Regions from separate parts of the Homo sapiens genome. Here all the other regions are linked to region 1. The links are chromatin loops, found by intact Hi-C in ENCODE. Cell type or tissue: IMR-90. All regions are shown on one strand.

Evidence for each region. Hi-C counts contacts between places; a loop is a spot of excess contacts. Peaks named below come from ENCODE experiments on the same cell type or tissue, not always from the same donor. Only the 100,000 strongest peaks of a DNase experiment are listed, where the experiment ranks them.
Region 2: a loop joins it to region 1, with 11 times the contacts of the local background. A loop is called at or near these places in 4 of 110 quality-filtered maps.
Region 3: it touches region 1 in a loop (10-fold over the local background); 2 of 110 quality-filtered maps call a loop at or near these places.

Annotation. Positions count from the first base shown.
Region 1 is chrX:9,678,139-9,686,138 of GRCh38, reverse strand. It overlaps TBL1X (transducin beta like 1 X-linked), which reads right to left. Exons shown (of 18, transcript NM_005647.4): 6 at 1,951-2,096. Among named protein-coding and RNA genes, the nearest start is that of GPR143, 84 kb to the left of the region's middle. RefSeq lists an enhancer at 3,195-3,695. In IMR-90, a CTCF peak has its summit at 3,531; DNase peaks (open chromatin) are centred at 3,558, 4,508 and 7,368.
Region 2 is chrX:9,527,725-9,535,724 of GRCh38, reverse strand. All of the region lies in intron 2 of TBL1X (transducin beta like 1 X-linked), which reads right to left. Among named protein-coding and RNA genes, the nearest start is that of TBL1X, 67 kb to the right of the region's middle. RefSeq lists enhancers at 2,628-3,197, 4,339-4,910 and silencers at 4,726-4,795, 4,622-4,916. In IMR-90, no CTCF peak of the experiment used is centred here; a DNase peak (open chromatin) is centred at 4,604; H3K27ac peaks cover 485 bases.
Region 3 is chrX:8,865,856-8,873,855 of GRCh38, reverse strand. No RefSeq gene overlaps it. Among named protein-coding and RNA genes, the nearest start is that of LINC03114, 57 kb to the left of the region's middle. In IMR-90, a CTCF peak has its summit at 4,748 (motif pointing left); a DNase peak (open chromatin) is centred at 5,245; H3K27ac peaks cover 1,664 bases.

The sequences.
Region 1 (8,000 bases):
CACACAGTGTGAAGGGGTTTGCCAGGGAAAAAGGAGCACAAGAGAGGAAAAAACACCGGAGTTTCGAAAGCCACAGCTTTGCGAAAAATGGCAGGCAGAAGTGCAAGAAAGAAAACAGGGACTGGGTACAGTGGCTCACGCCTGTACTCCCAGCACTTTGGGAGGCCAAGGCGGGAGGATCGCGGGAGGATCGCTTGAGCCCAGGAGTTCAAGACCAGCGAGACCTCATCTCTACAAAAAATAAAAAAATTATCTGGACGTGGTGGTGTGTACCTATAAGTTCCAGCTGCTCAGGAGGCTGAGGCAGGAGGATCTTTTGAGCCAGGAGGTTGAGGCTGTAGTGAGCTATGATTGTACCACTGTACTCCCACCTGGGTGACAGAGAGAGACCCTGTCTTAAAAAAAAAAAAAAAAAAAAAAAGAAAAGAAAAGAAAAAGAGAACAGGATATTATTACTTTGTGATTTTCTAAAAGAGTTTTTTAAAGCAGTGTAACATGCTGTGAAGGAGAAAGGTTTGTAAGGGCAAGACCAGTTCCCAGAAAGACGGGACAGAGGGAATCCTGGAAGAATGTGACTGCCAGGTGGGATGGATGACGGTACAGTATGGAAAAGTTCAGTAGAATCACGCGCCTGGGTCAGAGTAGGAGAAAGAGAAGCAGAGGGAGGAAGCTGCAGGGGACTGAGAAATCAGTAACAGGGACTGTCTGTGGTCCCAGTGCTTTGGGAGGCTGAGACAGGAGGATCACTTGAGCCCAGGAGGTCGAGGCTGCAGTAAGCCATGACTGTGCCACTGCACCCTAGCCTGGGCAACAGTGTGAGACTCAGTCTCTAAAAATAAAATAGGGACTCAGGTGAAGGCGGCAAGAAAGGTTGTGGATCCCATTATTCCCCAGAAGTCAAGGGGATCTTCACTGCAGAATCATGAGACCAGAATAGGAGGGGACAAGAGAGGGTGAGGTGTGTGGTTTAAAACCAAAATTGGTATAAAATTGGCACAACTCCTCACTGTGGACCAATGTAAAAAGTGGGAGGGGTTCCAAGCCAAGTGCACAGTTTTAATGTGCATTTATTTTTCCATCCTCCTACCCCATCTGCTCTACAACGAGCCCGGTAATGAAGGCATCCCTTGAGATCCTCATTAACACCAGAGCCATCACCTCTCTGCCCTGACGCAGCCTCTGGTGATGCCCTCTGCCGGGTTCTGCTGAAATACAGATTCCACCTGACCATGTGTGGGGCCCCTCTCTAACCAACCTGCTCCAGAAATCAAGAAGAGACAGCAAGTCTGCATTAAGTGCAAGGCAAACGTCCACTCCGAAGCCCAGAGCAGCTGAAGATCTGCCGTATCTTTTTCAGATGTGGCGGTGTAAGTGTTTACATCAACTAACAGCCAGTGATTCTACATTTAAGTCAAAAACACAGAGCCATGTGGGAGGGGCACTGGAAGCTTGCTGCTGTGTGTCCACACAACCGGTATTAACACAAAGTGGAAAAGAACCCAACTTACTTTCTTCTTCTTCCTTTTTTTTTTTTTTTTTTAATTTTAGAGATGGAGTCTCACTGCATTGCCCAGGCTGGAGTGTACTGGTGCAATTATAGCTTACTGCAGCCTCAACCTCTCAGGCTTAAGTGATCTGATCCTCTCACCTCAGCCTCCCGAGAGCTGGGGCTACAGGTGCGTACCACCACACTGGGCTAATTAAAAAATTGTTTTTTGTAGAAATGCTGTTACACCATGTTGTCCAGGCTGGTCTCAAACTCCTGGGGTCAAGTAGACTTCCTGCCTCGGCCTCCCAAAGTCCTGGGATTACAGGCATGAGCCACTGCACCCTGCCGCGGAATTAATCCCAAATGCCTGAGGGAAATGCATGTTAGCTTCCAATGTGTTCCAAGCTCCTGCAGCTTCCCAGGGCTCTGCTGTTTGGGGGCCGGGCCCAGCAGCTACGTACCTCGTTGATACTGATCTCGGCCTCTACATACTGCAGGCCCTTCTGGAGAATGGAGATGAGGGCGGCCGGTGGCACTAGCGTCCCATTGATGTTGGACTGGCTGATGTGGCTCTCAATCCCAAACGTGAAAGCCGAGTGGGAAAAACCTGTGGCAAGAGGGGAAAGCTGAGGTTGAGTGAGACCCGAATTGAAGGAGGGAGGTGCAGCCATTGAGATCTGAAGGTGGCCCGCAGACTTCAAACACACTTAATTTGCAGGGACAGACACGGCTGCAGAATGCCCAGGGATGCTTCTGATTTGGGTTCAGTAAGGTGGGAAAGGGCAGGGAGAGAGGGAGGGACTTCAGACCCAGGAAGACCAGGATTGGTATGTGATGAAACAAGGGACTTAAATGGTAGAACCGTTTCAGTGTTATTAAGAACAAAGCAGAACAGACAATAGTTTGCCCTGCATGCCCCGGTTGGACATTTCTGTTACTCAAATTTGGCTCCAGGCTCCCCACCAAAACTCCGTGGTTCGTAAGACTGTGCAGAAGCTCATGCTGAAGCCTCTCTGTGTCACCCCCTGAAAGCACACAGGGCACCTTTCTTCAGCCCAAGATGAGGGAACAGCAAACGCTGACCCTGAGTCCTCCTGGCACGCGGGGCAAGTGTATCACAACTCAACAACTGAAGACGGAGAAGAGGCCGTCCTGGACTGACTGGTGTGGCACTGAGTCATTTTCTCAAAACACTGGGAATTTTCTCTTTGCTAATTGATGCTGGCTCTTTTCCTCTCCTCCCCCAGTGCATCTCTTTCACTGCCGCTCTAGGAAGCTGCTATCAATGATGCTTGGCAATTTAAAGGTGTTTTCAGATCAGCTTTGGATGAAGGCTCTTGAATGAAGCTGTTGGGAAGGGGGTCAGGACCGAATACACAGAAAGCCATGCCTTGCTCTTGTGGATGGCGCCTGCTTCAAGGAAAGAAGGCAATGATGCAGGGCATCTATGTGGAGGTCTGGGGGTGATGAGGAAGCTGCGACAGCCCTTCATCAAGGAGAGAGAGGGAGGTGGCATCCCACTGCCAGCAAGCCTAGGCTGCTGCAGGGAGTTTCCTAAAACAGGCAACCCCGCCTGGCAGGGCTGGGTCACTTTGCTTGGTGCAGAGGCGGCCTGAGGGTGCACAGGAGCTTGAAATCCTTGGGAGGTGGACATCATGGGGGGATCTCGTGTGAGGAACATGGACCCCCAGTGCTCGGTTCCTGGCAACAGGTGGGGTGGACACCAAGGCATTCCCATGGTGTGGCTTTCAACTCTCACACTGTTTACAACTTCCATGCATGAGGCAAATGAGCAGGAAGCAGGGAGTTCGGAAAGCAGCCACTCTACCTCCCTGGTTAGACCACTCTGCAGGCTGAGAATCTGCTTATCCCAGGAGGCAGGACTGTCAGCCTTGCTGGACAGGTGCTCCTCTTCCGCCGCCTTTCATTCAGCCAATGAGGGGCAGTGGCAGCCGGCTTCCCTCTGCTTCCGTATCAGTGCCCTTCTGCCTCGCCTTATCCAAATGCAAACTGACCTTGCAATAAACAAAACGCTCACCAGATGGGAATGTTCCTCCAGGAGACGAGCTCTGCGCTGTGCTCTCCTTGCTGCTTTCTTACACTTCACTTTTCTCTGTCTACTCTCCCTCCTCCTCAATCCACCCTCTGTTCTGTCCCCACCGCCAGGTTGTAAAGAACATATCAAATGTGTAGTTGAGATTTATCTAACAGAGTAATAGGGTAGCTGCTATTAATTTTACAATCAATTGCACAGAGCCTTGCATATTTCTTTACAGAACTATAACTGCCTACATTAGGTTCCAAAGGACGCCCTTCCAGGTTCCCCTATCCCCAAGGGTTCCTCCGCCCCTGTGTTTTTGGAGGATATAAGCCAAGGCTGTTTACAACAACCTTACCTTTTCCTTCTAACTTGCTTTCTCTCTATCCACCTTCCTTTTCTCCTACCCACTCCTACCAAAATGAAGCAACCCACCCTTGGGTTCACCAACGACTCTATTCTCTGCCAATGCTATACAGAGTTTTACCTGCAAGCTTTTATCATTGAGGTCTTTGGCAAAGTGTGGAAGAGAAAAACCCCAGTCAATGGATAAAGCGGGACCTCACTGCATTCTTGGCTTGACGATCCACTACATGGAATCTTCCTTATCTACTCTGGGCCACAGTGATTCCTCTCTCATAGACATCATGACTCTCACGGCTGATGGGGGCCACTCACGTGGCTCCTACTAAATGGCTTCAAGCTTCTCAGCATCATTCTGTCACTGCCGCTTTCCCCTTGATCAATCAGTCTCTGAGATCTTTTGAGGGTAACTGACAGCCTCCTGTTGCTCAGTTTGTAGGGGTGGGGCTGAGATCTAAGCCTGGGTGCCAGAAACCACTCTTAGCCACCATGAAACAGTATCTAGAAACATCTACTGAATGCACCAGAATGCAGCATTATGTGCTGATGACGGCACCTGACAAGCAAACCTCATGGCTGATGGAGCAATTGTGGAAGGAAAGTCTCGTGCTCCTGGGACATTTCATTCATCCACTCTGACTCATTCATTCCCGCAAGCAGCACTGGGCCACAGAACTGGTACTTGCAGTCACATGCTCTGTGAAACAGAGCCGATTCTGACCACATTACCATCTTCAACCAAACCTGGGCACTCTGTCCACTACCTCAGTCTTTGTAGCAGCTGTTTGGAGTTGGTACTGTTTTTGTTTCACACATAAGGACAAACATTGGAGACATCAGGTAACCCGCCCAAGGATCATGTGATATGACGCTGAACTAAACTGTGAACCGTAGACTATGTGACTCCGAGATTCCGCTTTTTACTTTACACTCCAAGACCCACCCACAAGCACAGGAACCAAAATTCTTGAATTCCCTGCATGGACACAGACTCCATTTCCACCTGGCTGCTCAGCTAGACCACTGGCAGCTCTGGACAGCAGCCAGCGTGGGTGCAGCTCAGGCAACTCACAAAGAACGGTGTGCAAAGCTCAGTCTAACCCACGGAGGGAGTGTGCCCTTGATTTCTCTCTCATCTGGGTTTTTAATGTTGAGTACATGTTTTGGCTGTATAACTTTATCTCTCTACATGATTATGCTCTCCAACACAGATTTCATTTCTAGATCGTGTGGACAACAGTATCCACATTCAATTAAGTCTTCTTGGAACAAAGAGATGAACCAGTAAAGATGGACTAAGGATGTGGCGTCTGAGACTTCTGCAAAGAGCTGAAAGTCGTCTGCCGAAAGGAATATCCTGTGCAGATGCACAATGACAAATGTGCAGGATAAAGTTCTACAGGGGTACCTCGAAGGTCTTTCATCAGCTTGGGTCCTCTTTTGGAGAGGGTAGGTCATGACTGGAAATTAGGCACCTTCATAAAGACCTGGGAGATGTGCATTCCATGCCATGGTTAACAGAAGTCCTCCTATTTGCTGAAATTTTCACTAGCTGCATTTCTCTGAATGGATCTCTACATGGCCTCTAGAGCAATGGTTTTTCAGTCCATTTGCTTGCAAGATTTTCTTACTGATTTCTGGCCATGTGGTCTCATGAAGGCAAGCAGGAGGGCTGGATGGAGAAAATGTCAGCAGCAGGCAGGATGGCTGGGTTCTGTCCTCGTTCTGCCACTGGTGCCTGGCCCATGTCGCTTCATTTGGCTGGGCCTGCATTTCCTCCTCTGTGATATAGGGATAAAAAGTACCTTGAGGTGCTGATGAGACACATAGATGGGACAGCAGCCAGACCCCCAACACATTTGATGGAGAGGAGACCACAGTGAGTGGAAAGGTTGCTGTCCCAGCTTTCCTTGTTGGAACAATAAGGATGTCAGATGAAATGGCTGCTAGGATATTTGCTAGTTCTGATATTCATTCTGGGACAGGAAGATGCCTGCTACGTTCTGAATGTTTGTGTCCCCCCCAGATTTGTATGTGGGAGACAAATCCCCAAAGTGACGGTATTAAGGGGTGGGGCCTTCAGGAAGCAATTAAATCATGAGGGATCCACTCTCGTGAATGGGATCAGTGTCCCTATAAAAGAGGCTCAAGCAAGCTCCCCTGCACCTTCCACCATGTGAAGACACAGAAGGAGCCATCCATGTGAAACAGGACCTCACCAGACACCAAATCTGCTGGCGTCTTGATCTTGGACTTCCCAGCCTCCAGGACTGTGAGCAATACACTTTGGTTGTATATAAATTACCCAGTCTAAGGTGTTGGTTATAGCCCATACTAACTAAGACAATGCCCAAGGACTATGTACTAGAGGCTGCTTGACCACTTCCTCTTAGGCCACAGTTGCCAGAACCAGGTGCCAGGGTGCTGCGGAAGGTAATGCCTGCCTCCACACCTGCCAGCATCTCACCCCTCCCACTTGGACTCCAGGGCTAATGGGCACATTCATATGCAGTCTGCCAGAGTGGTGAGACTTCGGTGCCTTGTGCCTCCTCAGCTTTCCCGCATCTCTGAACACATCTCTTCTGCCCAACAAGACATCCGTAGGAACAAAGACCAGAATGTCAATGATAAACGAAGCACCAAGGACTGCCCCTGCGGCAGGTGCAGAAGTAGTTAAAGGGCAGGAGAACAAAGAGCTTGGTGGTACCTCGATGAAAGATCGTGTGAGGGTGATGGGTTAGTGTCCTTGGTGTCACCAGTAGGCTAGCCTAGAGACATTCCTGAAGACGCTAGGCTTGCCACCTACTTAGGAGGCGTATTCCTGATGAATCTCTTGACAGCAGGGCTTCTCAAGCACAGCATGGCTGACTTTTAGGCTGGCTCATTCCTTGCTGTGGGGGACACAGTCCCATGCATTGTACGATGTTGAGCAGCACCCCCGGCCTCTACCCACTAGATGCCAGTAGCACACTCCCATTGTAACAACCAAAAATGTTTCCAATATTGTCCCATCAACCCCACCATGGTTGGGGAATTGACACCCTGAAAGGCCACTACCCCCAGCTCTACTCTCCTTACATTTCTGCTTGGTTCTTGGTTGTTGCTATTGAAAAGCAAGCCACCCTCTGCATGCAATTGGTCATAGACCTTAGATAACATAACACACAGTAACAGAGCATAACCAGATGAGGTAAAATTATTCCCAGGGAGAAAAAAAAGAGTATAATCATGATAAACTGAAAGGCTTACACAAAGGATGACATTTTATAAAGGATGGTAGGATCTTCCATGTAAAGTCCTGTCCATTTGGAATAAAACGTGTAATAGTCTCACAAGAGAGGAAACAGTCTGTATAAGAATTTGTCTCATCTAACTAGGCAACATAAACATTTAAAACAAACCAAGTACATGTATTGCGTTTCTTGCAATTATGACACTGCTAAACCACACCCCTCACAAATGACTTCACAAACCATTTGAGTTATACAGTGTACTACTATGCTCAGCTAATGTTGGCCTGATTCATCAGCAAAATCTGCTAAGTTATCAATCACTGGCCTTTAGAAATACTGCTTATTTGGCAGAGAAAAGTAGAATTTAATACTCAGGCAGCTGTGGAGTTGGTTTTGCATCTTCAGCTAAAACAAATACCAAGGGTATCAATTTGTAACATTAAAACTGGAATTTTTATTAAGTATTTAACAGACTCACATACTTGTAATACTTACAGCTATCCAAAGCTGAGGGACACCATCTGCTATCTGTGCATTGCCTAGATCATGGGCTTGCAAACTGAGGCCCACAGACCAAGTCTGGCTCACTGCCAGTGTGTGTAAATAAAGTTTTATTGAGATACAACCACACCCATGAGTTGATGTGTTGTCTATGGCTATTTTCACACTACAATGGGAGAGTTGAGTAGGTGCAACAGAGACCACATGGCTCATAAAGCTGAGGATATTTACTATCTGCTCCTCTACAGGAAAAGTGTGCTGACCTGATTTTATATACAGTTGACTCTCCATATCCGATAGTTCTGCGTCCACCAAATCAACCAACCACAGATCAAAAATATCCAGAAAAAAACAACAAAAAACAATATGATGATAA
Region 2 (8,000 bases), 150 kb after region 1:
TGTTTATACCCAGACAAGTAAAATATAAAGGGCACTGTCCTTTAACATTAATTTTGACAAGACATCAGAGCCAGATTTGATCATTTGGATATAATTAAAGAGTGCAAGGTTATTTTCACAAAACCAGAAAGACTTCTCTGATAGAATTCATCATCGCATCTTTAGAAGTTTGTGCTGACTCTCACATCAGGGGGGCTGCGTGTTTACAAACACACCCGAAGACTTTCACGATCAGGTATGCAGGGGAGACCTCAGGCCAGTGTGCCCAGGAGGTAGAATTCAGACACATTTCCAGTTAAAACTCTGGAGGCAAAAAAGTTTATTCCTCTGCACACTCGCAAGCCTGGCTGCAAGCCACACACACTCTTCACCTCCATTTCCTTCCCTCTATAAACAGAACCACATCTGTGCACGATGATTTCGTTTCCTTACAGGGGACTGGAAGCTTCCTCTCTGTCTCTCAAATAATGACAAAAATAACATTACTCAGGCATGCACAGCAGGCAAAGCCTTCTTGACAATTAGGATTTCAGAGCTTCTTTTTAGGGGAAAAGGGAGTAAGAATTCAAGTGGGATGGCTTCTGGAAGCCTGGGTCTGCACAGATCCCAAGCTGTGAAAAGACAGAAGCCCATGTGTCTGGCCTCTTTAAAAAAAAAGAGTAATATAAAAAGAATAATAAAAGTACTTACTGTTGACCGGATGCTCACCAAGCTCTGTTCTAAGCACTTTAACATGAACCAGCTTTTAAAATAATTCCACTTACACAAGCTACCTCAAGTTGTGAAATTCAAAGAAGCAGGGAGTGGAATAGTGGTTGCCAGGAGCTGGAGGGAGGAGAAACAGGGAGGAGTTGTTCAGAGGGTACATTGTTTCCATCCCGCAAATGAAAAGAGTCCTGGAGATGCTGGACAACTGCAGCTGACAATGCCTACACTCAGAGAGGGGGGAAGAGGGGAGATCTCATGTGGGACTTTTTTTAACCAGAATTTGTAAAATGCTGTAACAATATCCTATTAAGGGAGGTACCAACATCCGTCCCCAGTAAACACTGGCAGCCAAGAATCAAACCAAGGGACTGACAGATAACCCCAATCCTGAGTCTACTTTAGTGAAAAACGAGAAAAGGAAAATACTCAACACTGTATTTTTTTTTTAAATTAGGGTATTAAGAACTGTTGAATTAGGCACTTAAATGGGTGTTTGGTATGTGAATCATATCTCTATAAACCTTTTTTTAAAAAAAAGTCCACAATAGCTAAGAACAGGTGCATCTTATTATATATAAGCCACACTGAAATACGATGAGCACGAAAACAAATGTACACAGAAAGCACATAAAGAACCCTATACGAATAATACGTGGCCACTAAATAACAACTGTATGTCAATGAGTAAAAAATCATCACTTAAATGATGAAAGAAATTCAGATGACAGGAGCCTCACAAACCCAGTTTTCTGAAGACATTATTTATACTCATTAGGATGCCTGCACAGATGTTGCTGTTGATATGAAACAGACATTGTAGACACAGTGAAAGGGAGAAAAATGGCTGTCCACCATTTTTCACCTCCACATCTCTCTGGCTAGTCTTTAGTGGGATCAGACAGCAAAGCAGGAAAAGACAATTTGATACAACACCGACCCGACCTGCAGGCTCCTGGGCAACCCTTCTCCTCGCCTGCCTCCCTCCCTTGCTCCCGCATGGTTCTGGGTTCCTCCCTCGGAGCTCAGCACTGCCCAAGCACTGGGCACGGCAAGCCGGTGCTTCACTGTCACCACCCCTACCAGCTCCTGAGCTCCTGGAGCAAGGTCTCTCCAGGGTGCAAGCATCCCTGGCTCTGCAGAGCCTTCATGGCACCTATGGGAGCCCCATTTAACCACAGCCCAAGGAAGTCCACCAGCTGCTTCCCCTTTCGAAGGAGCCCGGAGCAGCACACCCAGCAGAGGTAGTGTCCTGGTCTCCATTTCTCGTAACTTGATCATGCTGGCCTGGTAAGCTAGCATCCCTGACCTCCACATTTTCAAAACACTGCACGAATACCCACCATCACTGTGCCTTTCTTTACTTGGGGTCTGCTGTCTGCGATAGGTCCCTCTTTGCCTTGGAAATTGTCCTGCCTTCACTTCTCCACAAAGAAAAGGCTGGGAATGTCTCAGGAGCATTTGAAAACTGCATTTAAGTTTCTCTTTCATGGAGGGTTTTCACTCAGAAGGAAACCAAAACTTCCCCAAAGGTAAAATATTTTCCTAAGTTATCTCCCTACCATCAGAACACTTCTTTGAACTGCAGCATTATGTTTATGGAATTTTGTGTAGCCACAAGTAAGGACTAGAAGAAACGTTTTGAAAAAGTGGGGAGGGGGAGGAAGGAAGAGAATGTATGATGAAATTGGAGAGTAGAGAAAAGCAGGCCGAAGGGTGCGGAAAGCAAGCATTCACGCACATCTTCAACAGACAGCTGTGCTAGGAGTTCGCGCTCGTCTATGGGCTGAATTATGGGCTGTTCACACCTGATGCTGCTTTCAACTCCCTTCCTTTTACCTCTTACCCTCACAGTTTTTGTTTATAACAACTTTACTGAGATATAATTCACATACCATGAAATTCACTCTTTCAAAATGTACAATTCAGTGGTTTTTAATACATTCAGAATTTTGCAACCGCTGTCTAATTCCAGAACACTTTCATCACTTCCAGAAGAAACCCTGTGCTGGCTAGCAGTCACCCCACACTGCCCGTCCCCAGCCCTGGCAAGCAGGAACCCACTTTCTGCCTCTATGGATTTTCCTGTTCTGGACATTAGGCATATTACATCCCTACTCCCAACTCATATGCTGAAGCCTTAAGCCCCAGGACCTCAGAATGTGACTGTTCATTTGGAGTTAGGGCCATTCAAGAGGTAACTAAGGTAAAATGAGGTCATTAGGACGGGCCCTAATCCAACAGGACTAGAGATGAGGGGACACAGACACACACAGAGGGATGACCTTGTTAGGACCCAGGGAGAAGACAGTATCTACAAGCCCAGGAGAGAGGCCTAGGGAGGAACCAACCCTGCTGACCCCTCGATCTGGGACTTAGAACCTCCAGGACTGTGGGAGAATTACGGGCTGCTGTTACAGCCGCCCGGCACGTGGTGCTGCGTTAGGGCAGCCCAGGAGACTAAGGCAAGCCCGCGGGCCCAGTGCCAGGCCCGTGGGAGGCGTGGGAATGCTAAGCAAAAGGATTCCCTCTCCAATTCCTGGAGAGAGAGCACAAGGAGTGAGGCTCATGGGCTTGCCCCCTAACCGCTACGTCCCAACCCTTTGTCCCTTATTAAGAGTGTTTAATGTGTTTGGATAGAATTCCTCTAGGGTAAAAATGCTTCACCCCCAATGTTAAGATATAGAATTGTAATTTTACCCTCCCTCACCCCTCCCTTACAAATCAGTTAACGCTCAGATGTCCAGGGTGGGGCAGAAATCTGTTAATTGACATAAAAGAAATGCAGCCTTCGCTTCCTGGGGCAGGGGCTCCCAGTGCAGGCTTGGACAGAGATCCACATGCAGACTAAATGTCCACCCAAAGCTCCAGAAGCATGTGCGCAGCTCAGGAGGCCACTGCACGAACCTTTCAGCATGGCCAGATCTACTTCTCCTCCCCTCCCACCCCACAGACAGCACTGATTTTAAAAGACGTGCTCTTGCGCCCCAGTGTGGTGGCTCACACCTGTAATCCCAGCACTTTGGGAGGCCAAGGAGGGTGTGGATCATTTAAGGTCAGGAATTCGAGACCAGCCTGGCCAACATGGCGAAACCCCACCTCTACTAAAAATACAAAAATTAGCCGGGTGGTAGTGGTGCGCGCCCATAATCCCAGCTACTAGGGGGACTGAGGCAGGAGAATCACTTGAACCCAGGAGGTGGAGGTTGCGGTGAGCTGAGATAGTGCCACTGTACTCCAGTCTGGGCGACAGAATGAGACCGTGTCTCAAAAAGAAAAAAAAAAGAGCCTCTCATTATGTTGCCCAGGCTGGTCTCGAACTCCTGGACTCAAGGGATCCTCCCGCCTCGGCCTCCCAAAGTGCTGGTATTACAGACATGAGCCACAGCGCCCCGCACAGATCTACTCTTCTTAAATAAGCGGAGATGCTTTTTATTTGTGTCTTTTTGTTGTCGTTGTTATTTTCTCTCAATTATTTAGAATGTACAAAATATTCGTGGTATTCAAGGATCAGGTAACAGCTTTACAAACCAGAAATGAGCGATTATTGACATTTAATCAACCAAGAAATATTTATGAAATATAAGGCAAAAAAACCCCACCACCAACACACACCAACACACACACACACACACACACACACACACACACACACACACACACACCCTCCAGGTTCTTAGTTCAAAAAAGTACCTAGAAATAAGGAAAAATGTAAATTGTTCTGAAGCATGCAAAGTTCATCCTGTCATGAATGAAAGGAACTCTCCCTCTCCCCTCCCTCTCTCCCTGTCTCTCCCTCTCCCTGACTCATTTACTGTGTGAGTTTCTTAAATTCGTGTTAGGGAATGCAGGGAATTTAAGCACTAAGCATACCCATCTCCCACTAACTCCACCCTCCCACCCAGGCCTCCCCCTTTTTAACACTCCCCACCTCTGCACAAAAGGTCCTGATCCTTCTCTATTCAGTTGCATTCTCTTAATGCAATGCACCCGGCACAAGCACACATCCCGCTCAAGGGTTAGCTGCTGACGGAGGGGCGGGGCTTTACCAGCGGCAGATAAGATGCTTTGGCAGGGAGCCTCTTTGCAGCCTCACACGTGATGCTCGGTCCATTTTTTTAAAGGGGGAGGACTACGTTTCATTGAACACATCTAAAAATGTAATGGAGGGAGGGAGGAATTAAAGTCAATGGGTAAAACGTGCCATTTAAAAGTATATGTATTCTCGGGAAAAAATCCAGAAACATTTTCTTTCCGTTATATTTTAAGATTTCTTGGGTTGACTTCAACACAGATAAATGAACATTTGTGATGAAAAGATAAGTATAGTTTCTTAAAATTGAGAAGTCAAGGGGATTTTCTCACCTTATTTTAAAAGAAACATGTAAATATTTTAGCGGAAGTAGAGAGGAAAAAGGAAACATGCAGGGCTTTTTTAAAAGAGCACCTTTTTTTACAGCTTTAAAGCCACAGATAATTTGAGAACATAAAAATGTGTGATGTGGTCTGTTCATTAAAAAGTAAGTGCCAGTATAAATTGAATTTTAAACTATCATTTAGCCAGACAATAATTTCAAATTTAATAACTAAATTGATTTTAATTGCTTTTAAATGGTCCTGGCAAAATCTGAGCAAGCTCTTCATTTCTGCCAATTCATTAGAAGCAGGCAAACTTGAATACAGAAGGAAAAAATCAAATCATTATAATTAAACAAAATTTTCTGCATTCAGTATCCTCTCCAATGTCAAGCAGACCTAGAAGCTACTGACTCTAACAAAAGCAAAGGAGACAGATGGGAGAATGGACCCCCTCGTGACATTAAAATGCCACCTGGCTTATAAATGCACGTTCGTTTTGGAAGACATCAACAATAACAGGGCTCTCCTGTTTGTTTTTTTAAATCGTCTTTTTAGGTCTTCTAAAACTAGAGGAGCTCAGAAGTGCTTTCCCCACATTCATCAGGTATTCTATTGTGGGTTTTCTTTACTCCACCACTCAGCGTATTTCTAGATATTAACCCATTCCTCCATGCATCTGCCATGGAGGTTTCTTTCTCTCTTTCTATCTCTCTCTTTCTTTCTTTGAGACAGGGTCTTGCTCTGTGGTCCAGGCTGGAGTGCCATGGTGCAATCACAGCTCACTGCAGCCTCAACCTCCCAGGCTCCCGCCTCAGCCTCCTGAGTAGCTGGGACCACAGGTGTGCGCCACCATACCTGGTCATTTTTTTTTTTTTTTTTTGGTAGAGACAGGGTCTCCTTATGTTGCCCAGGCTGGTCTCCAACTCTTGGCCTCAAGCGATCCTTCCACCTTGGCATTCCACAGTGCTGGGGTTACAGGCATGAGTCACTGCGCCCAACCATGCCATGGAGGTTTCCTTGAAGTTTTTACCCTGAGCCTCATGACCCCCCATGTCTACATTATTCTTACTCCCAAACAACATCAGAAACAAGGCGCACAGCTGCTGAAGGCTGCTTGGGCCTGGAAACCAGTCTCTACCTGGCTGTGCCATGCCTGCCTTCCTGCACCCACATCTGGGGTCTGAATGCATTCCACACAATGTCTGCAACCCCTCCTTTAGCACGTCTGAAATTCAGCATTCCAGGCAACTGCGGAGATGAGGCCATCATCCCTCAGGACTGCCTTTAACTCCTGGATCCAAGAAAACTGTGGCAACCACAAAGACCAGAGATAACAGAGGACCGGCAAGAGAGTAAACATCTTGGACCTTGAGGGCCATGCCATCTCTGCTGCAACCCACCCAAGTCTGCCCTGGTGGCACACTAAAGCAGCCACAGAGGACACAGAAAGCAATGGGCATGGCTATGTCCCAATAAAGCTGGATTTTCAAATATGGGCCGTGGTTCACACAGACCTAGAGCCTGATCAAAACGTTACCATAGGCACTTCCTTTGTGATTTAATTTTAACAAGCCATATGCTAATTTTGAAATTGTTTTCCAAAAAACCCAAACAAAGCAGGAAAAAAAAAATCAGAAAACTTTTCCACTCCGTATTTTTCAGTGCTGGTTTCCAGAACAGCCAACAACAGGTGGGATAGAATTTGGTGTCGCGGATATAGCAGTGTGTGGCCAAGATTCCCGTTCAGGGCTTCCCCCCATCTCCAGCTGCCACCCTCACCCAAAGCCAGGCCCCAGTGAATGGGCAATGTGGACCTTTACAAAGGCCTGGGCCCCTTGACTTGAGTCAGGACAAGCCGAGACCCAGAGCACCCATGGGTTCAGCTAAAGACTCTGTGACCCCGCCCCAGTCCACTCCTCCCAATCCCCAAAGCAGCACCCCCCGCCCCCACTGACCCCACCCCCTCCCCCCGCAAGCTCCTGCACTCCCCAGACTCTGATCCTGAGCCTCTCTCCCAAGATCCTCAGCACTGTGGCTTCCCAGGAAACCCATGTGCAGCTGCGGGTCACCTGCCCAGGGGCCCAGAGTGGGAACTAGGCAAAGAGGCTGGGGACGTCTGGAAAGGCAGGCCCGGGTACCATACTGAACTGTCCCTCTTCATCTGACAGTCGTTTCTATTTCAGAGACACTTCCTTCCAAACGCCAATGCCTCACAGTCTCTATTCCTGTTCAGGGCCTCGGGAGAACTCCTCGCTCTTCAAATGGGAAGTGAAGTTACCTGTGTTCCTAAGACCCCCTGCATATAGGACAATTCCTCGGAAATGAACTGAGCTGCAAATGTCCTGACACAGGCTACAACATGGGAGAACCTCAAGGACATTATGCTAAGTGAAAAAAGCCAGACACAAAAGGACAAACAGAGCATGACTCCACTGACATGAGGCACCTCAGACTAGTCAAATCCACAGACACAGAAAATAGAACGGTGGGTGCCAGGGGCTGCGGGGGAAGGGAGAATGGGGAGTTACTGTTTCATGGGGACCAGGTTTCGGGTTGGGATAATGAAAAATTTCTGAGGCTGGGCACGGTGGCTCCCACCTGTAATCCCAACACTTTGGGAGGCAGGAGTGGGTGGAATGCTTGAGGCCAGGAGTTTGATGCCAGCCTGGGCAACCTAAGGAGACCACGTCTCTACAGAAAAGTTAAAAAATCAGCCTGGCGTGGTGATGCGCACCTGTGGTCCCAGCTACTCGGGAGGCTGACATGGGAGGATCGTTAAGGCTGTAGGGAGCCGTGATGCACTCCAGCCTGAGCAACAGAGCAAGACCCTGCTCCACTCCTCCACCAAGAAAAAGAAAAAGTTTGGGAGTTATGAATGGCGGTGATGGTGGCGGAACAGTGTGAATATGGGATCCCAGCACCTCAGTGCCCATAAA
Region 3 (8,000 bases), 810 kb after region 1:
CTTTTGCCTCTCCCACTAGACAGCACCAATATCTCCAGGGAGCATCTTGCAAATGCAGATTGTTAGCCCCACCTCAGACCTACTGTATTAGTCCATTTTCACACTGCTGATAAAGACATGCCAGAGACTGGGTAATTCATAAAGAAAAAGAGGTTTAACGGACTCACAGTTCCACGTGGCTGGGGAGGTCTCACAATCATGGCAGAAATTGAAAGGCATGTCTTACATGGCAGCAGGCAAGATAGAATGAGAACCAAACAAAAGAGGTTTCCCCTTATAAAACCACAAGATCTCATGAGACTTACTCATTACCATGAGAACAGTATGGGGGAAACTGCCCCCATGATTTAATTATCTCCCACCAGGTTCCTCTCACAACATGTGGGAATTAGGGAAGCTTCAATTCAAGATGAGATTTGGGTGGGAACACAGCCAAGCCATATCGCCTATTGAATCACAAACTCTGGGAGTGGCGCCTGATAATCTGTCCATTTAACAAGCTCTCCCTGTGATTCTGTTGCTGAACTCAAGTTTTCAAAGTGCTGACCTCAGCTATAAGCTCCTTAAGGACAAAAACTTTAATTTACTACTGACACAGCAATAATATATGGCAGGTGGTAGTTTTGTAACAGGGACTATACTGTAAAAATATTCCATTTTTTCCTCTTTGGTTCTCTTTTTCATTTTTGAGCAGTCTTTCCTGTAGCTCTCTCAGGGGCATCCTCTGTTTGGGTAGGGATGATGGTGTGAGTGAAGGTTCATTCTCTTATAGAAGAAAGGAAAGGGGTGGTATCAGGGTAATGTTAGGTTTTAGGGGTTCGCAACTAGAAAGTAGCCTTGTGACCCAGACAATAAAAACTCTGAATTCCTTATTTACATATTTAGTATTTCAAGAACTGTGCTTGATGAGCCAGCTCATAGAGCTTTATGCCAGGAAGAAATATCTAAGGAAGAGGGAAAGGAGGAGGGGGCTCATGGTATTTTAGACAGGGGCAAAATAAGGGAGATTGAGAAAAACATCTGTCTTGGCCTCCTGCTGCTGCTATAACGAATTCTCTCACTTGGTGGCTTAAAACAAGACAAACTTATTATCTGACCGTTCTGGAGGTCAGATGTCTGGAATGGGTCTCACTGGGCTACAATCAAGGGCTATGTTCTTTCTAGACATTTAGAGGACAATCCATTCCCTTGTCTTTTCTAATTTCTAGGGGCTGCCTGCATGCCTTACTTCTTGGCTCCCTTGTTCCATTTTCAAGGCCAGTAGCATGGCGTCTTCCCATTTCTCTGTCTCTCTCTGGCCTCTGCTTTCATCCTCACATCTTCATCTCTCATTCTCGCCCTTCTGCCTCTCTTCACAAAGACCCTTGTGATGACATTGGGCTCACCCGGACAACCCAGGGTCATCTTCCCATTATAAGAGCCTTTGCTTAATCACATCTGCAAAGCCCCTTTGTTGTGTAAGGTAACATAGTCTTAGGTTTTGGGGATTAGGATATGAATATCTTGGCAGGGAGGCATTATTCAGCTTACCCAGCACCCCTGCTGCATTCAGCTGCAAGAGGTCTGGTGCAGACGTGACTGTAGAGCACAAAGTGCCTGGGCCCTCGGTCATATGTAATCCTTGAGTTAGAGTAGCATGTCCTCAGATATGCTGCTTATTTTACAGAGAAAGGACTATGCCTATCTGATAGTTTCCTGCTTTATTAAGCATGGCATAGCTGTAGTATAGCAGTCTCTGCATGTTTGTAATGCACTCCTCTCCATTGCTTCTTAATTTTTCAGTTTGTGAAGAAAGCACACCTAGAGCACAGTGTCACTCAAAACTATAATGATAATACAAAACTATGCAGCCATCATTAATCCACATTAGTTCTTCACCAATGTTTCTTAAAACACCAGCTATTGACAAAAGATATTTCTTTCTAAGTGACAGGGAAGACCAGACTGCTAAGTTACCTTTTGTTATGGAGGTGTGATGCTTGGTAAGGGATCTCATTCCAAATGCACCTGCCTGACGCCACTGGACAGCTCAGCCCACTCTGCAACTCTTGGATCTCCCACTGGTGTGTGGGAATGGAAGAGTTAAACTGTGATGCTGCAGACTGGTGGGCAGATGACTTTTAACTCATCTCCTCTAACCATATGAACATTGAAAAGTGGGAGACTGGGAACAGCTCTAGAGGAAATTGCTTTTGAGTATCTTGGGAGCGTCTTTCAGAAAACGCTAACCTCAAAGATATCTTTTCCAGCCTAGAGCCAATGGATTATATAAACTCCCTTCCACCACGGTGCCAACACAGCATTTTCAGAAGTAATTATGTAGCTGAGTTCACAGGCCAAAATAGAATATTTTAAAATATGTTTTTCAGAATTGTCAGACTTTCTTCAGTTCCTGAATCTGCTGTAATTAGGATGGAGGTGTTTGGTGTTGTGCTGGTGAAACTTGTGTATGTGAGGTAGAACTATGAGACTCTGTAAGCAGAATGAGCAACTAGGTCTTTCAAGGAGCGTAGCAGCCCCAGTGACAAAAGTCATTTAGAGCCAGATGGAATATGAGCAAATCAGAGAACCCAACAGAATCAGTAAAGGAGGTTAGGCCAAGCTGGTCATGGTTGTATTTCCATAGCCTGCCAGATGTGCCTCCACCCTTCTCCATCCTCTCTGTACCCTCAGGAAGTGACTCCAGTGGACTACATCTGTGGGCCTTGGCTAGCTGACTTCCTGTTGGCTTCTAGGAGGAGATTGGCAGGAGGCAGGAGACTGCCTTTGGGACACAGGTGCTGCATGGATCTGGTAACCACTTCTATCCATGGCCACTTCACCTCTGGACATAGGAACTGTTTACCAGAGATCCTAGCCCCAGGGAACTTCAACATCCCTCTCCAGTATCTTTGCACATAGTCAGTGCATTAGATTCTCCTTGGCATTGATTTCTTCTGGTGGGACTTTTCTACATTATTTTATTTTCTTCTCTTATCTGCTTTATAAAATCTGCAGAAACTACTCTATAGTGTGAATTCTATTCTTTTCAACTTACTATTTTTTTTAACAAACTCTTCAGATGAAAGATGACAGCTGTGTTACTGAAGCAGAGTGATCCTCCAGGTACTCATAATCAGTAGTCAGGTAAATGACTCCCAAGGATAATGGTCCTGGAGCAGGACCTAATTCCTGAGTGAGAACCGCCTGACTGCTACTCTAGATACAGTAAGGAGCGGGGGTGAAATGTCGCATTTCCTGTGGCAGAGAGAGTTGCTTTCAAAACTTTTCTGGCTTCCTTGCCTGTGCAAAGTTGAGCAATTATAAGAACAGAATTGCTTGTCTATAAAATGGAGACAAAAATTCATTCCTCATAGGGCAGTTGTGAAGATTAAAGAAGATTAGAGATGTCATGATTTTCTTCCTCTTCTCTTTCTCCCCCTCCCTTCTCCCCTCTTCTCTTCCTTTCCTGCTCCTCCTCCACATCCTCCTCCACCTCTTCTTCTTCCTCCTCTCCTCCTTATTCTCCTTTTCCTCCTCCTCATCCTCTCCTGATACTCTAATAAAGCAGTTTGCTGATTTGCTCTTCATTTGAGAAAAATAATATAACCTTATTTTGAATCTGTTTTTAGATCCACATCAAAACAATACCTTTGGAATCAGTGTAATTGCTTGCATTATATACTATAGAGTTGTTATCTTAGATCAATGCATCTCATTATTCCTTTGCTTTTTTTTTCCAGAAAACTTAACCCTCTTATCTAATACAGGAACATCTACCTTGCCAGGATGGCACCATATTTATCTTATCAGAGTCTCTGAAAAATTTTTACAGTATGCCCTTTAGAAATTATGCAAGTCATTCCATTTTTGTAGTCACTTTTGTTAAAACTTTAGACATAGCCAAATTGTTCTGCTTCTGGAGAGCATCCTGGAAAATATTTTTTTCTTCTGGGTGCCTACTAGTGACTCAAACCTGTAGTTCTGGTAGAATTTAAAAATCCTTATAGGCTGAATAACACTCCTTGTCTTGTGCTTGGTTCTTAAGCAAAAATAACTCAGGGTTCAGACTGTGTGTGCAGAGGTGTTCTCAAATGGGGGTAATGGGTTGTAATAATACAAGCAAGCCAATCTCTGTGGTGTCCATCGTTAGCAGGTTGACCAACTCCTCCTGGTTTTAAAACCTTCTCAGTCTGGTGCAAACTGGAGTTGTTGGCCATCCTACCTATTGAAAACACACTAAACACATTTCTGACTTCAAGGTTTATGATGCAACTAAAACAGGAGGCAAGAAAAGGCAAAGTAGGTGAGGTGGGGGTCCTTACTCTATTCCAAGCTTCATTATCTTCAGGGGAGGACATTATTTTTTAAGCATCCAGGGAATGGTGTATTTTTACAATGTATCAAAATAGAGCATATGTGCACATCATTAAATTTCATGAGTAGGCTATTTGCATTTCCCAAATTCTCACTTTGTATCAGGTTGACAGGTATGCAAATGGGAAAAAGACATAAAAACATATTTCAAGTTGTTGATAAGTCTTCTTAGCGTTACACTGGGGTAGACTAATGGTAATTCATGTAGAGGAAATGAGCTGTCTCCATGCCGAATGGCAGCCAGCTGAGCAGATCGCTTGCATTTCAGGTGCTACCATGTTAGGGATCCTTTGTGATTTAAAAAATTTTAAAAAGTTTCCATTTCTCTATGAAGAGTTTCCTTAGGCTACTTATATTAATAATGAGCTGCACAGTGACATCTAGTGTAGGAAGCAGAGAAAAATTAGAGACAACACATAGGTTAGTCACCATCTCATGCAATTTCCAAAAGAACATAATGAATAATACTGAGAAACAACTCTCCTTTTGCTGAACGACCATTCTCTTCCTTTCCTTAATTAGCACTAATGAACAACCTCATGGATATATGCTCAGTTAGGATATCTAACCATAGCAGGGGTTGGAGGTGGAAAATGGGGGCAGCGGGGACAATCTCCATTGATGCTATAAAGTTTAAATCTATCATATAGCTGAGACATTTTCCATCCTGGAGTTCTCTTTCAAAGAACAAATGTCTGATGGGGAACAGAAAGGGAAGATTGTTGCATGAACTCACATGTCTATGGTGTTTCTGACCACCACAGACAGTAGTGATTCACAGCTGAGTGTGTTGGATAGGAGTGGATTAATCTTTGGGGGATGCCACTATCTGTATAGGGCTGGCGGACGTGAGAAGCACAACAGGAAATGCAGGAGTATCTTGCAAGGTATGACGCACGGGGAAATGGGGAGCAGAAAGTGCAGGAGAGGCATTGTCAACACAAACTTTACTCACCTCATAATTTTGATCTAGGGTCAGCATAACTCAGCCTTGTTTAGTATGAGTCATCCCCAGTATTAGTATTATTTTGGTGAACATAACACACCAAAACCATTTAAGAAGTACCTAACTTACATGCAGCCTTGCAAATGCAACCTAATATCCTGTTTTCCAGAGTTTACAAAGTTAATGGGCAACAGTCCATTTTTTTCACAGCTCTCCTCTCTGGCCTCTGCACTCTGACCCGCCAGCCCTTATTCTGCTGCTCAGCACAGCAGTGTGTTCCCATCACAAGGCCTTTGCACTTACTGCTCCCATCACATGGGGTGCTGGCCCTGCTGGTTTCATATGGCTGCACTCAAGTCACCATTATGGTCTTTGCTCAGACTATGCTTCAGAAAAGCCTGTGTGATCAGCACTGGAGGTACAGTAGCCATCCCCTTCACAGGAGCATACATTGTTTATTTTTTAACACTTTACTGAAATACTCTACTTATGTGTCTGCTCATTAAAAATACTAATGATGTGATAGCCCCAAGTCATTGAAATACCTCCTTTCCTGCAAAGCAAAAAGATTGTTGAAAGTGTCTGTTGGTTCATTTTAACTGAGTATGATAGAAGAGTCAAGGTAGAGAAGGAACCAGATACTTTCCAAGTAGAATTTTAAAAGACAGTATAGGGGCCAGGCTTCACTTGGAAAATAAATCTGTTTTTCATCTCCAGTACTATAGTTTAGATATTTGTCCCCCAAACCATATGTTGAGATTTGATCCAATGTTGCTGTTGAAGCCTATTGGGAGTTGTTTGGGTCATAGGATAGATCCCTCATGAATAGATTAGTGCCCTCAGTGGTTGGGGGTGGATGACTTCTCATTCTATTAGTTCCCATGGGAACTGATTGTTACAAACAGCCTGGCACTTCTCTCCTCTCTCTCTCTCTCTCTCTCTCTCTCTCTCTCTCGCTTCCTCTGTTTTTGTGTGATCTCTGCACATGAGTAGAAGCATCCTGAATCCCTCACCAGATGCCCAGTGATCCAGCCAGCAGAATTGTGAGCCAAGTAAATCTCTTTTCTTTATAAATTACCCTATTTCAGGCATTCTTGTATAGCAACACAAAACAAACTAAGACATCCAGCTTCTTCGACTAGTAACAGATTTTCAAAAAAAAAAAAAAGTGGCCTGGCAATAAAAATAAAATCAAGACTGTGTTTCTAGGAAACTTTGTTAAAATCACTGAAAGATTTAATGTGCTGTAGAATAAATAGATTCTTTCAGCTAGACAAAAGAATTTCTAAGAATCTTAAGAACATTGCTATTAACAATTTTACTCTCACAAACATTTGCAATTAGTGTCTTGGTGCAGAAATACCAAAGTTCCTTTTCTGGGGTATGATACCCCATGGAGGGGCGGGAGGTGAAGTGGAATAGCTGGGATGGCTACATTGTAGAGTATACACAAACTCAATTTGCTGGGTAATATCGAATCACTTTCAAAGTCATTTTTACCCCTACCAACAGGCTATGGGAGTTTCTATGACTTCACATCCTCACCCATAGATGATGTTAATAGACTTCTTAACTTTTCATGCTCTACTGGATATAAAAAGATGGCTCATTATAAATTTAAACTGCATTTTGCATTTTGTTTTTCTGTTTACTAATGAAACTTGGCACTTTTTCTTTGGCTTATTGGCCATTTGTGTCTTCTATTTCATGAACTACCTTGTCACCTACTCCACAATTAGGATTTGTTACTTGATCTCCATGTGTATATGCAAATATTTGCCTGTATTTATTGTCATCATCATACTTTGGGCACTGGCCATGCTACCTCTGTGAGGAAAGAAGGGAAAGGAAAGGAAAAATAAGAAAAGAAGAAAACATCCATGTAAGTTTTTAATAAGTATGGCATGCATGACTCAGAAAATCTGTCAAAATTTTTATTGGAATTACATTGAATCTGTAGACCAACTGGGTGAGAATTGACAGATCTATGATATTAAGTTTTCTAATGAAGAACATGTTGTTTTGTCCCTAAATTCTGTTCTTCAGTGTTTTTCACCATCTGTCTGTAATTTTCTAGATAAAGAATATATAGGGTTTCCTCCATAAATCTGTTAATGGAGTAGATTAGAGTAACTGACATTCTAACTTTGAAGCACCTTTGATATTGATGTGTTACCTTTCATTATATATTGCTGATAAGTTTTTAAAATATTGTATTTAAGATTTTTGCACCTATGTTCATGAGCGATTTTGGATAACACTTTTAAAGCAGTTTTATTGAGATATTACCCATATACAACATTAGTCGTCCATTTAAAGTGTACAAGGTAGCCAAGCACAGTGGCTTGCATCTGTAATCCTAGTGCTTTGGGAGCCCATGGCAGGAGATTTGCTTAAGGCCAGGAGTTCAATGTCACAGTAAGTTATCATTCCATCACCACACTCCAACCTGGGGGACAGAATGAGACCCTGTCCCTAAAAAGTAATGATAAAAAATAATAACTTGTAAAAATAAAGTATACAATGCAATAGTTGTTAGTGTATTCACAGTTATTCAGGCCTTACTCTAATCAATTTTAGAGCATTTTCATCACCCCCAAAAGAAGTCTTATACCCATTAGCAGTCACTATCTTCTCAATGCCTGGCAACCATTATTTTGCTATCTCTGTGGATTTATCTATTCTTGATATTTCATAT